Regions from separate parts of the Mus musculus genome. Here region 2 is linked to region 1. A link is a contact called in ENCODE Hi-C or POLR2A ChIA-PET data. All regions are on one chromosome and are shown on one strand. Each heading gives the region's core, a stretch centred on a gene start or an enhancer-like site at or near the end of the contact. The rest is flanking DNA. Distances are from core to core; before and after follow the strand shown.

Region 1 (5,906 bases), core at 1,265-3,764:
CCAGGCCCTTCTTTCTCTCTCCCTGACATTACCTTTAATTAAGCATATATTATGATCTTCTAAAACATTTTATAAATAATTTTATTTAGTTCATTAACAGAAAGCTTCATTTTCAGCTAGTGAAATGTGAAGTCTGCTACACCATTCTCTATGACTACAATCAACAGCCTCCTTCTTTGCAAACTATATCTTCCTTTTTTTTTTTCCTTCTCCACTGTTTTAACTCAAGAAGATATCTGGGGTATTATAAGACAATATTTTTTTTAGTTAATTCCCTCCCCCCCCTTCTTTCTTGCTCCTATTTCTTTTTCAAACCAAAGAGAAGCAGTAGGTGGCATAAACAATGTACATGTAAATAGAGAACAGGAAGATAGATGAAAGAATATGTTAAGTGTGAGTTTATTTTAAAAACCTAAGCACTGTTTAAAACAAAGAAAGGAAGAAAATGAATACTTATTACTGTAAAACTATCAATAACCTAGGATGTGGCAGTGATAGCTAGCGCTGGTGGGAGGGATGGTTGGGGCACACCAGGAAGTACCTGTAGCTATGCAAGACACACTGCAACTGCCAGCCTACACAATAATCTCCCCGCATCGCTTACCTCTGTTTATGGCAGTATGCTATTCCCTTCCTGTTCGGCTTCCACTCTAGAACAAGCCGTTCCGTGACTCTCTTCCAGTTCTCTAAGCATCCTTATCCCACTGCTCTAAGGTTTACCTACTGTGTAGACATGCTTCTATTTGGCATCTTCTCCCGTCTACACCCAAACAAGTGCCACTGAAAGAAATACCATATTCTCTTCCAGGTTATTAGTCCTATCTAGCATGCTTCACACTTAGCATTCTCATGCTTGTTTGGTCAACTCACTTCCCATCTTTCCAGAAAGAACAATTACATTTTCCTACTGAACAGGACCTCTTGCAGCCTCTTGACTCTTTATTTCTCCAAGTCAGTTTTAAGTCCAGCTTCCCTTTTCCAAGTCCCCTTCTAGCTCTAGCTACTCTCCCCTATTTTAAGATCAGGTGAATACAAGAGGGATACTTTGTATTTTTACATTTAAGTTGGTATTGGACCTCTCTTTCCCTGGCTTTCTCATTCTTGCCACTATTGTTCCAATGCTCTGTCTTGCTTTAGTCTCACTACCAATTTGTTCTTCAGCAGTCATGAGCATTTTGTTGTCAAATACCATCTCAAGGCAGATGACTCTGTATGGTTTTTCTCTCACTTCCTCTTATTTCTCTGTTACTCTGAAAACAATGACCAGACTATTATATTCAGCTAACTCACCGAAGTCTAATATTCTTGTCTTTTACTCTACACAGTTCTAGTCACTTCAGCAAAAGGCATTCATGAAATGCAACTGTCTTTTCCTCTCAACATAACTCAAACACAAAAAAGCAAGACAATCGTCTATTTTATGGGTAGGGATGTGTACAGTGCTCTGACCTGCAACATTCACTTTCTACTCTTTCATTTGTCTTTAATTATTAATCTCACTAGTGTATAGCTTTTATGAGAGCAGAAGTTTATGAAGGGGGAATGTGAGGGGGAATGCAGGAATTTCCCTGGCAAGTAGCATTTCACAGGTGTTTTTAAAAAATATTTATTGAATCAACTGGATTTTTGCCAAAATGGTCCTTTTCAAGGCTGCTGTGATGTCCCCAAACAAAATTGAGCACCCCTACCTAAATAGATGCTTTCTCTCAGATCTCTTTCACCCTGCCTACTAGTTTCAAACAAACTTCTAAGTTGATCACCTGCTAGTGCATGAGATAAAGGAAACTGCAGAGAGTGCAATACTCATTACAACACTCGAGACCATCCCATTCGTGTTTCTGCAAGATTCTGTAATCCTTTCCAATTAACTTCTTCTTTCCATTTAGTGCTTCGCCTTTGGGGAAGTCTGGAAACTCAGGATGTAAAAACCCCAATTCCAAAACAAACCCAAGCGCTAGAGAAGCTAAGGAGAGTCAAGAGACACTTCGAAATGCCAATTCTTTGATGGAATCAAAACACACTGGGGGCGGCCTCGAATAGGGGTAAGTCCTTCTCAAGGAGGCCAGAACAGAGATGTAAAACGGGAGCTGTACAGAGGTCTCCGGAACCCTCGGTCAAAGGTCTTGGACAATTCCACGGTCCCGGTCCCCCGGGCCACCGTCCTCGGCGCCCTCCTCACTCAGTCCTTCCAGACTAGGAGGAGCGCTCAGGCGGAGCCACGCAACCACCCCGCAAATTATGAGGTCTCCCCTCCAGCAGGGAGGAGACCGACAGCCCACGGAGCTCCGCTCCGGCCGCCCCTCGCGGGGTCTCGAGCCTCCCCCCGAGGCGCCAGGAAGCGGGGACCCTCGTCACCACTCACCGCTCCGCCCCGCCACTCGGTCGGTTCCCGGTAGCTCTCTTCGAATCCGTCCCCGCCCTCACCAGCTTTAAGAAGAGAGAAACAAAGGTTCCCGCAACAGGTCGGAAGGGGAACGTTTCCGAGTGAGACAGCAGGAAGTGACGTAGGGCACTCCTTCCGGTCCGCCGGATTATGAATGGCGTTGGGCGGGGGACGCGCAGACACGTTGTCTCTTCCTTCTTTTTGCCCCCTTTCCCCTGCTCAGGGCCTCGCTGGGAGGCGAGTGCTCCTCCTCAGGCCGCGGCTTCCAGAAGTAGCCTCGGAGTCCCGGCTCGAGCTGGGCGGGAAGGCGCGGTGGCCCGCGTCGTCGCCCGCATGCTCCCGCGCCCTCCCTGCCTGGCCGCGCCCCTGCGACCAGGTAAAGAGGGCGCTCGGGCCGCTCGTCCCCCCGCCGCCTCCTGAGATCCGCGCTCGCCCTCAGGGGTCGGCGGGGCTGGGCTTGGAGGCCAGGGTGGGACCGGTGACGGCTCGCAGCCCTTGAGAGTCTTGCCAGCCCCACATTCACCGCAGGCTTTTGCTGTGGGTGCAGATGGACGGGCTTCGCGCCGTTCCGCTGAGTGACGCGTGGGCCCCTCGGCTGCGAGCCATCCCTCTAGTCTTTTCCCTGCGTGGGTAGAGCAACAGGGCAGCTTTGCCTGGTAGGGGGTTGTGTGGTCGTTTTGAGTTAAGTGCAGGAAAAAAGACCTCTTGGAGCACGACTTAACTTTCCCCAAAGACATAGTTTTACGTCGCAGCCCTTCCTGATTGGACGCTGTACATGCGTACTATTTTACAGTTAGGATCTGCTGCATTTGGGGACATTTGCTATCCCCACCAAAGCAGCGTTGCCCTTCCATTATTAGCACGAACAGAAAGCTTGAGTTTGCACGAGAACTGCTTTGGCTTAAATTAAAAAAGAAAAAAAAAAAAAAAAGAATACCCTAATACATACCTCTCTAACTTTGACTGGGGAATTACACCACCCCATCTCCATCCCCCGCCATACTCACCACCAAATCCTTTGTCATAAATTCCTTAAGGTCAGAAAAAATAAACGAGTGTATCTCGTACCACATTATTGCTAAAGATGGTGGCATTTGTCAAGTTTCCCTCGTGCTGTCCCACAATTTAAAAAGCAAGAACTGGAAGTGACTTTAAACATGTAAATATGGTCTTGAAATGCCATGAGAATAAACTGTTACAATACAACTGATTTGCTGTCATATTTAGTAGATCAAACTTTAAGCTATATGAGTGTTAAACTGCACTTTGAGGAGCATACACTGCCATTGACGCTGCTGAAATTGTGACTCAATCATTTTAAAGAGGCCTAACTTCAAAAAGGAGATTGAGGTTTGAACGTTGTTCTATAGTACTAATGAAAAACACCTTTAAACTAGTAAGGGGCCATGAAGGGGTGGGCTCTCAAGGAAGGGAAAATGGGATGCAGTGAGGTCCGGGGCCGGGGGAGTGGAAAGAATACTATGTATTTCCCCATTTCAAACAAAACTAAAAGCTTTGTGGTTATGGACTTAAGGAGTTTTGTTTTAAACCTCTTATGTTTTCTAGCTTTTGTTTCAACAGCACATGGTTTTAAATAAGCACAAACAATAATCCATTTGGCCTTATTAATAGCAGTAATTTAGTAGCCATAAAAACATTTGGGACTTACCCTGGTGTCCATCAGTATTTTAGACTGTTGCCTGGTATGTGTTGTTTTTATCCTTGAATGCAAAGTGACTTACTGGTTTCTTCTATGAACATTTCTTGGGAGGCAGGAGTTAAAAGCTTTGTAATCATAAAATAAGTATTGCTTGCTGAGGTAACTCAGTATTTTTTTCAGGCTTGATGGTATTTTCAGCATTTACATTTTATGCTGTCCTTCCCTGTTAACTGCACGTATTATGACTTAATAACAACAGACAGTTCTTTGAATCTCCAGAGAGATTATATATTCTTCTATAACTAAGATTTCAGTAAGCATTTCCACTTCCAAACTTTTCTTACTTAATAAAAATTTCTTGCCCTGGGATCCAAATAGCTAATTTTAATCATGGGTTAACTGCCCCTGAATTATAATCCTACATTACATAGTATGAACTCTAAAAGCTGTATTTCTTTCTTGGACTTTTAACTAGAGGTAACTGACTATTATTTATTTATGAAGAAGCACTTTTAAAAATCTGTATGGTAATAAAGTGGGGTCTGTAACCAAATAATGCTGCTTTGTTTAATGTCTAAACCATGAGCTAAGTTGTACATTCAAAATATTGAAGATTGTCTGATGCAGAGAATTGAGCAGCTTTAAATTTAGATTTCAATATTTGAGAGAAATCAGTAAATGTTCATACTCGTTAACTATGTCAAACTTTTTATTTTATAAAATATAGTCTGCTAATATGTATATTGGCATAAGAATTCCCAACAGCATTTTATGACTCCTTGGGTTTAAAACCTCAGTATTAAATTTATCAGTGTTTGTGGTGCAGCACATTTAAGTTCAACATAGTCCACACATTTTGTTGGAAGAAGTTTTCAAATAAAAAGCGCGAGTTGGATTTTTCCCATTAAAGTTTATGCGTTTTAATAGTGTCCTTAGGTAAAGAATTTGTGCATTTTAAAGAATAGTAGGGGGTGAGGTCTAACTCAGTGACAGAGTACTTACCCAGCATGAGTGAGGCCTGGCATTTGAGCTGTAGCACTATTCAAAACAAAATAAAGAAGGTAGGTAGCATTTTTCCTCAGGGCTCCCTGTCAGTTACCATGGCACAGAGGATGGAAGGTGCTGCTGCTATTACTGCCCTCATTCCATACGGGAGAAAATGAGGGAAAGTTGGTTTTTTTTCCATTAATTTATTTATTTATTCACTTTACATCAGGATTGTGCCCCCACTCCTCAGAGTCTCATCCTTACAAATCCCTCCCCTCCCCACCCCTCCCCTTCTCAGAGAAGGGAGCCCCCTCTTAGGTACCAGCCTTCCTGGGACATCCAGTCCAGCAGTACTAAGCGCAGCAGTGTGGGTGCTAAGTGATGAGATTTTGGTTCTATTTCAAAGAAGGAGATAGCAGGTGTGAGAGATGAAGGAATTGGGTGAGACTTTAGGCTTGGAGGTAGGTGAATGGTGTTGCTATTTCATCAGCAATGGGGCCAGGAAAGAAAAATGAACACATTTAGAAAAATACCCAATTGAAATGTCGAGCCTGGAGCTCAGGCAAGATGTGCCTGAAATAAATGTAGGAGTCGGATAATATTTAAAGCCATTGGCACTGCAGAGCACATAGAACAATGCTGTTGAGATGTGGCTTGTGTACTGGTAATGGGCCATGAAATCAGTCAACAGTCATAACGTAAAAGAAAAGGGAAAAACAGCATAAATAATCAGATTTATTCCATGCAATAGAGTAAGTACTCATGACATTATATCAGGTTTTGCTGTTGCAATTTTCTGGCAGGAAATATTATATATATATATAAAGCCAGTCACTCTCTGAGCTATGTCTTAGCCTTTTGGATTTTAAAACAGCC
Region 2 (5,906 bases), core at 1,059-3,558, 220 kb after region 1:
CTATGCAGTGAATTTTCAAAGGGCTCTGGTAATTCTGGGAGGAAAACTTCAAGATACTGTTTCTACTTTGATATGCTCGCTTCCCCTCACATTCAAAGGCAAATGTCTCTCATTCATGTTTTTTATGAAATCACCAAGGAAGTGAGCTGCCATAAATGTCTCCTTAAATGGGTCACACTCGTATGCAAGGAGTAATGGGTTATTTTTATAAAAAATTTAAAATCTCTGGGTATTTTTAAAACTGCCACTAATAGCGACTTCTATCTGCTGTGACCTGCTACTCTTCACAAGTGTCTTGTCAAGTTTGATTCCATCTTGGCTAATCCAGGAAGATTAGCCAGCTGTTCTAAACAAGTCCCTTTTTGTTGCTTCCAAGTTTATGCGACCTCATCACACTCCCCCTCGGGAGGACACAGCGTCAAGTCGTGGCCTGACCCCACCCTTCTGTTCACCTACTATAGAAACCCTGTGGTTTCCTGGGCATGAAGGAAATCCTCACATTGAAGGGAGTGGTTGGCAGCTTCTGATGTGAGGTCAGTGGCTATTTTGTCCCCAGTATAAGACTTCCCTTCGACCCAGCATCACCACATCTGAACTCCAGGCATTCTCAAAGGAGATTAGAGATCTCATATTGAAACCAGGGTCAATCTAGTTATATTTAAAACTCAAAAGTACGTGAATAGTGAAGACGCAGTTCTTGGTTTATATTCCGTGAAGCTCTTTGCTGCTTTCGTAAACAGAGGCAGTGATTTCTTTCAAAGTTACCGTCTGAGCAGAGCTTCTAGAAGGTTTTGAGTAATCATTTGTTGTTTAGAAATGGCAGCCTCTCTTACTTCTTCCTCTGCAGACCGAGTGTGTTTTGGTTCCAGCGCATGTGTTTGTCCATTTAAGAAACCCGACGAGACAGTGAGCACTTAGTTCTCTAAATTGTCCTTCGCTCTGTTTAATGTTTCCTGAAGCATGTTTGTGGTGCTGTGTGTGTGTGAGTGAGTGTGTGTGTGTGTGTGTGTGTGTGTGTGTGTAAGCCGGGGGACAATCTCAGGTATCCTTCTACAAGAACTGTCCACCTTGCTTTTAGAAGTAGGGTTTCTCACGGGCCTGGAACTCTCCAAGTAGCTAGGATGGCTGGTCTGCTTCCTGGCACTGGCATTATAAGCATATGTCACCATGTTTGGAAACATAGTACTTCCTGCCATCCTTACATTATCCCCAAATCTTCTCTTCTTAACGATTTTCTCCCCACTCTAAAAGATTTTTAAATTTTTTCCTTTTATAACAAATGAGCTTTTTTAAAAAATTAAATTGATTTTTTTTAATTTTATGTTCATTTGTGTTTTGCTTGTATGTCTGTATGAGGGTGTCTTGAAACAGGAGTTACAGACAGCTGTGAGCATCCATGCACATGGTTGCTAGGAATTGAACCCTGATCCTCTGGAAGAGCAGCTGGTGATCTTAACCACTGAACCATCTTTCTAGTCCCTCTAGCCTTTCTCATTTGCCTCTAGGTTCTTTCTTTTCATATAAGTTCTCCTTACATGTGTAGAAATGGAAGTTTTTAGGTGGAGTTCAAACTGGTAATTCCCTTTGCCTGGGCTCCCATCGACCTGCGAATTTAGCAAGTTCTATCTTTTCTAGGGATCTGGCTACATTCCCTGCTTGCCTTTTCTCTGCCCCTATAAGGATAGACTGGTGAATACTAATGTTTCTGCCCGTACTCGTGGCCCATGATTCCCTGTCAAGCAAGACTGATGGAGCCTCTTCTCCCAGGCCTCCCTGAAGTCTCCACATGGTTCAGTTGTTTTCCAAACTCCTAAGGCCCCAGTAAAGACTGCCCAGAGAAGAGGACAGTCTTGGTGTCTAGAATTGCTTAGCAGTTCTGGTCAAGAATATCTCTGAGGAGGAAGCCATTGTGGTCACAAATGCAAGCAGCATTCTTAAATCCCTGGTGGAACTGATGTGTTAGGCTCTGCTGTGGTCTTTTTCAGTTTACTCTTTATTCAGAGGAGAGGAGATGCAATTCACTAAGATCCCCGATTGCCCAATAGTGCTGTTCTGCCTGGTCCTACGGTCTCCTGTCTCTCACAGTGGACCTGGTGTAATGGAGGAGGAGTTTTGTAGCAGCACTAGTGACTTCATAGGACCTGGTCAGGAAGGCAGACAAAAAAGCCGGATGTCCTGTGAAAAGAGGGCACTCGGGATGTGGGCCACCAAACCAAGGTTAGTTCTTCCTGCTTCCAGCCAAATTGCAGAAACCCAGGCCAAAGGAGCTCTGGGCAGGAAGCCAGGCCTGGGTCACCTACTAACACCGTGGCTGGTGAGTACCCAGGGCACAGAAACTGAACCGAGGTTGACATTTTCAGTGACTCACACAGATGGAAAGGGTGAGCTGGCAGTGACCTGAGAGAATCTGAGCTGACTCATCGGTGGTTGCTGTGGGCTCCGGGGTCTTGGAGGAGGCTCCAGGGAGAGAATCTATCTCTGTGAGTGAAATCAAGAGTCACTGCTCTGACAAAAAGACTCCCTTGAGGTGACCGCATTCTGCACTGGAACTCAAAGACTCCACTAAAGGGAAAGGCGTGGCCTGCTTGATGAGGAGAGAAGTGTAGACAGTGGACTTCATATTGGGCCTGACATCCCTACAGAGTCTGAAACACCCCATGCCATCCAAATCGAGGATTCATCCGAGTGCCCCAGCAACCTCTTGTTCCACTCAGATGTGGGCTGGGCTCAGTCCATTTAAGATTTGGGGGCATACAGAGGGGTCGGCCAGCAAGTGTTCATTGTTCCTCCCAGGCAATGGGAGCAAGCAGGAGGCTTCAACGATGCCTCTATCGACTCTCAACAATGGTAGAATCCCTGGCCATAGCAAAGCCAACACCATAAGAACTGCAAATGAATCAGACCTCCATTTGGGTTGTCTGCAGGCCCCGTGCCTTCTCTTGTAGGGGCCCTGTCTGGGAAGTTAAGTTACAGGACTTTAAACCTCTAGAGTTTCATTCTCATCACATCACGTACCTAGTAGATCAGAATCCCAAGCATCCTTATCGGCCTTTGCAGCCCAGGAATTCAAAGCTATAGTACCTGGCCACTGATGTGCCTTCTTTCTGTTTAGATTCGTACTTACTGTAATCTACAGGGTTTAATGCAGATCAGTTTGAGGAGTAATGTGTTCTTAGCACAGAACTAGAAAGTCTTTCCTCTTATTATTAACATTGTGCTCGTCGGAGGTTTAGATTGTCTAGTGTTAACATATTGGTAGTGAATACATGTGTATATATCCAAACATTTACATTCCAGTTCCAGACTCAAAGCACATAGCTCTTCAAATGACTGACACCAGGAGGCAGAGATCATGTATGTGATGGCTAGAGCTTACCTGACCAGACCACGGGACAATGGATATTAACCCCTAAGGCTAGACTATGCATAAATCACAGTTGTATAAGGAGCAAGGTGAATGGACCATTCTGCCATCACCCACCGAGCTACCCTCAGTCCAGTAAGGCTTTGGAGATTCTCCAGGGCAGAAAGCGGAATGTGAACAGAAACAACCTTACATGGCACATTCGTGGAAAAGAAGCCTATTTAGGGAACAGATACCAGACAAAGAAATCCATTGGTGGTCATGAGACCATGACTACCGACCTTTGAAGTAAGAGAACCTTGGAATAAATAGCTGTGAGTCAAAAGGCATGGGGAATCCAAACCCCGTCTAGGTTTATGCAGCTCAGATTCCTAAAGAGCATAAACCTTTGCCATCTAAACTAGATAGATTATTAATTAGCCAATCGGGCAAGGCATGCTGTTTTTCTTTTTCTTCTTTCTTTTTTCTTTTTTTTCTTTTTCTTTTTTTAAAGAGTTAGATATTGCTTGAGCTTAAACCTAGGAAGGATGGCATGGCACAGAGCAAGTGTCCCTACCACTTGCTGAGAGTCAGAACAAAATATGAAAAGGAAGCTGGCACAGACACTGTGACTAATTATAATCCCTCCTGGAGAACCCACAGAGCCACTCTGCTGACCCATAGTGTTTCTTTGAAACTTCTCATTGTAGGAAGAAAGGTTATTTTCCTTATCTTTTACACAAAGAACGGAGACCTAAAGAGTTCAGCTGAAACCACACTGGTTGGTAAAGACAGGTTGGGTCTGCGTCCACTCTTGCAGAAGCACAGTGGCCACAGTTGGGGGTGAGGGAGGCCTGTAGACAGGGATTCTCCTGCTCTCCTAAGAGTCTTGCCTGCTGGAATCCTGCAATGGAAGGAAGCATTGACATCCATGAGACCAGCAGCTCATCACCCATCTTTCAAAGCAACCTCTGGACCCCTCAACTAGCTGACTTTTAATGCGTCAACACTATGTACTTTTTATTTTATTAGAAATTTCACGTTTTAAAAGAGATTATCATTTCCAAACCAAAATTTCCAAACAGAGCAATGAAGATGGCTCTAACATCTCATGTCATCAGCCACTAGCCTGATGTGCCAATAATAAAATGTTTTTCATTAACCTTAGCCCCGTGGGATGGGAAATACTATTTATTACCTTTAGTCTTCTACATGGAAAGAATGGCTCTGAAGTTGTATTGCAGGATGCGGGACTATATTACAAACAGAGGTTAAATTCAACGCAGAGGCTCTACAGCCCTGGCACAGTGAAGGACTGTGTGTAGGTGGCAGGTACATTCATAGCTGGGAGAGAAGCAGCCCTGGAGTCCAGGGTGACTTCTCCTAGTCATTGTTTGTAAGTTTCCTAACTTTGCTCTGCACAAAGGCTTCTGACTTTGACACTTTAGAAATAGGGGCTATTTAGGAAGCAGGAAACCTTTCCATAGATACCATCAGCTTTCTCCTGCCAGCCCTGGATCATGGCCAGCTAACCTCCGGGAAACAGCAGAACTGCAAGGCCATGTGTAAGGGGAGTTAGCCATGTGGAAGTGGGCTAGCCTTTTGGTCTTCCCTATATATTAGCAATAAGGGTTACCATGATTAGCTTAGAGAAAAGAAAAACAGAGGCCATAGAGGATAAGGTAGGTTTCCTAAGCTCGCTGAGTTAGTAAGGTGTTAACATTGTAACATAGTAAGATGTTAACATTGCCTAGAGAGAATGAGAGGGTGACTCCCGTCTCAAACTCTGCTGCAGTTACTACAACCCTTTCCTCTAGAGACCTTGTCTCGCCTCTCAATAAACCTGCAAGCAGATAGCACGGGTATTTCACTGTCCTCTGCAGAAGGTCCCACTGAAGGGACAGAACTTGGAGGCTGCACCATCACATCAAGCCTCTCTTAGAGACTTTCTTCCCTTTGCTTTGCCTTATACCAGCCAGTCAGGTTTGAGTTCTGAGCCCATTTTCCTTCCCTGTAAGACTGAGCCTCAGCTTCTATGCTGAATTCCTCTTTGCCACTGGAATATCGGCGAGCCCCATGCTTTGCACATACTAAGGCTCAGCTGATGTCTTTTGAATGAATAGCCCGAACACACTTTGCAAAATAAAAAGGCAATCATTTAATTAACTCAGTGCGGCTGTGAAATCAGCTTGGGCTGATATTGCTCACATAATTTCCCTTGGTGCACAAAATGTGTGCAAGCCTAGACACATGAAAGTGCCTGCCAGTGCGAGGCTGGGATGCTGCAGTTTTCTGATATACACTGAACGCTGCAGGTAGAGACATCAGGATTTAGGCAGAAGTTTGTTAGCCGCATCATGTTGTCCCCAGATGGAACTGTTGTGACCCTGCCAGCAAGCACTTCAAGGACCATTCAGAGAAGGCTTTAAGTGATTTTTAAAATTGAGTTTGTGGATTCTTTTTCCTTTTGGGGAGTTGTCTTATTAAAAGAAATATCCCTGAGAAGTTCTTAAGATTTTCCATATAATTAGATGAATTAAATGCTTAGAGTCTATTACTATGA

Evidence for each region. Hi-C counts contacts between places; a loop is a spot of excess contacts on that map. ChIA-PET counts read pairs that join two places held with the same protein, here RNA polymerase II (POLR2A).
Region 2: a map of T-helper 1 cell shows a loop between it and region 1 (2.6-fold over the local background). The contact joins the enhancer-like site here to the promoter of Gstcd in region 1. A Hi-C loop is called at or near these places in 1 of 37 maps with a recorded cell type or tissue (T-helper 1 cell). POLR2A ChIA-PET finds 5 or more read pairs at or near these places in 1 of 5 experiments (Patski).

The regions. Positions count from the first base shown.
Region 1 is chr3:133,088,433-133,094,338 of GRCm38, reverse strand. It overlaps Gstcd (glutathione S-transferase, C-terminal domain containing), which reads left to right and starts at 2,514. Exons shown (of 12, transcript NM_026231.3): 1 at 2,514-2,759. It overlaps Ints12 (integrator complex subunit 12), which reads right to left and starts at 2,484. Exons shown (of 7, transcript NM_027927.4): 1 at 2,363-2,484.
Region 2 is chr3:132,867,978-132,873,883 of GRCm38, reverse strand. The region is part of intron 1 of Gm29811 (predicted gene, 29811); the gene reads left to right. Among named protein-coding and RNA genes, the nearest start is that of Gm29811, 7.7 kb to the left of the region's middle. Within about 2 kb of position 2,308, at least 1 of the 3 ENCODE cell types and tissues checked has a DNase peak (open chromatin) inside an H3K27ac peak, as active enhancers do.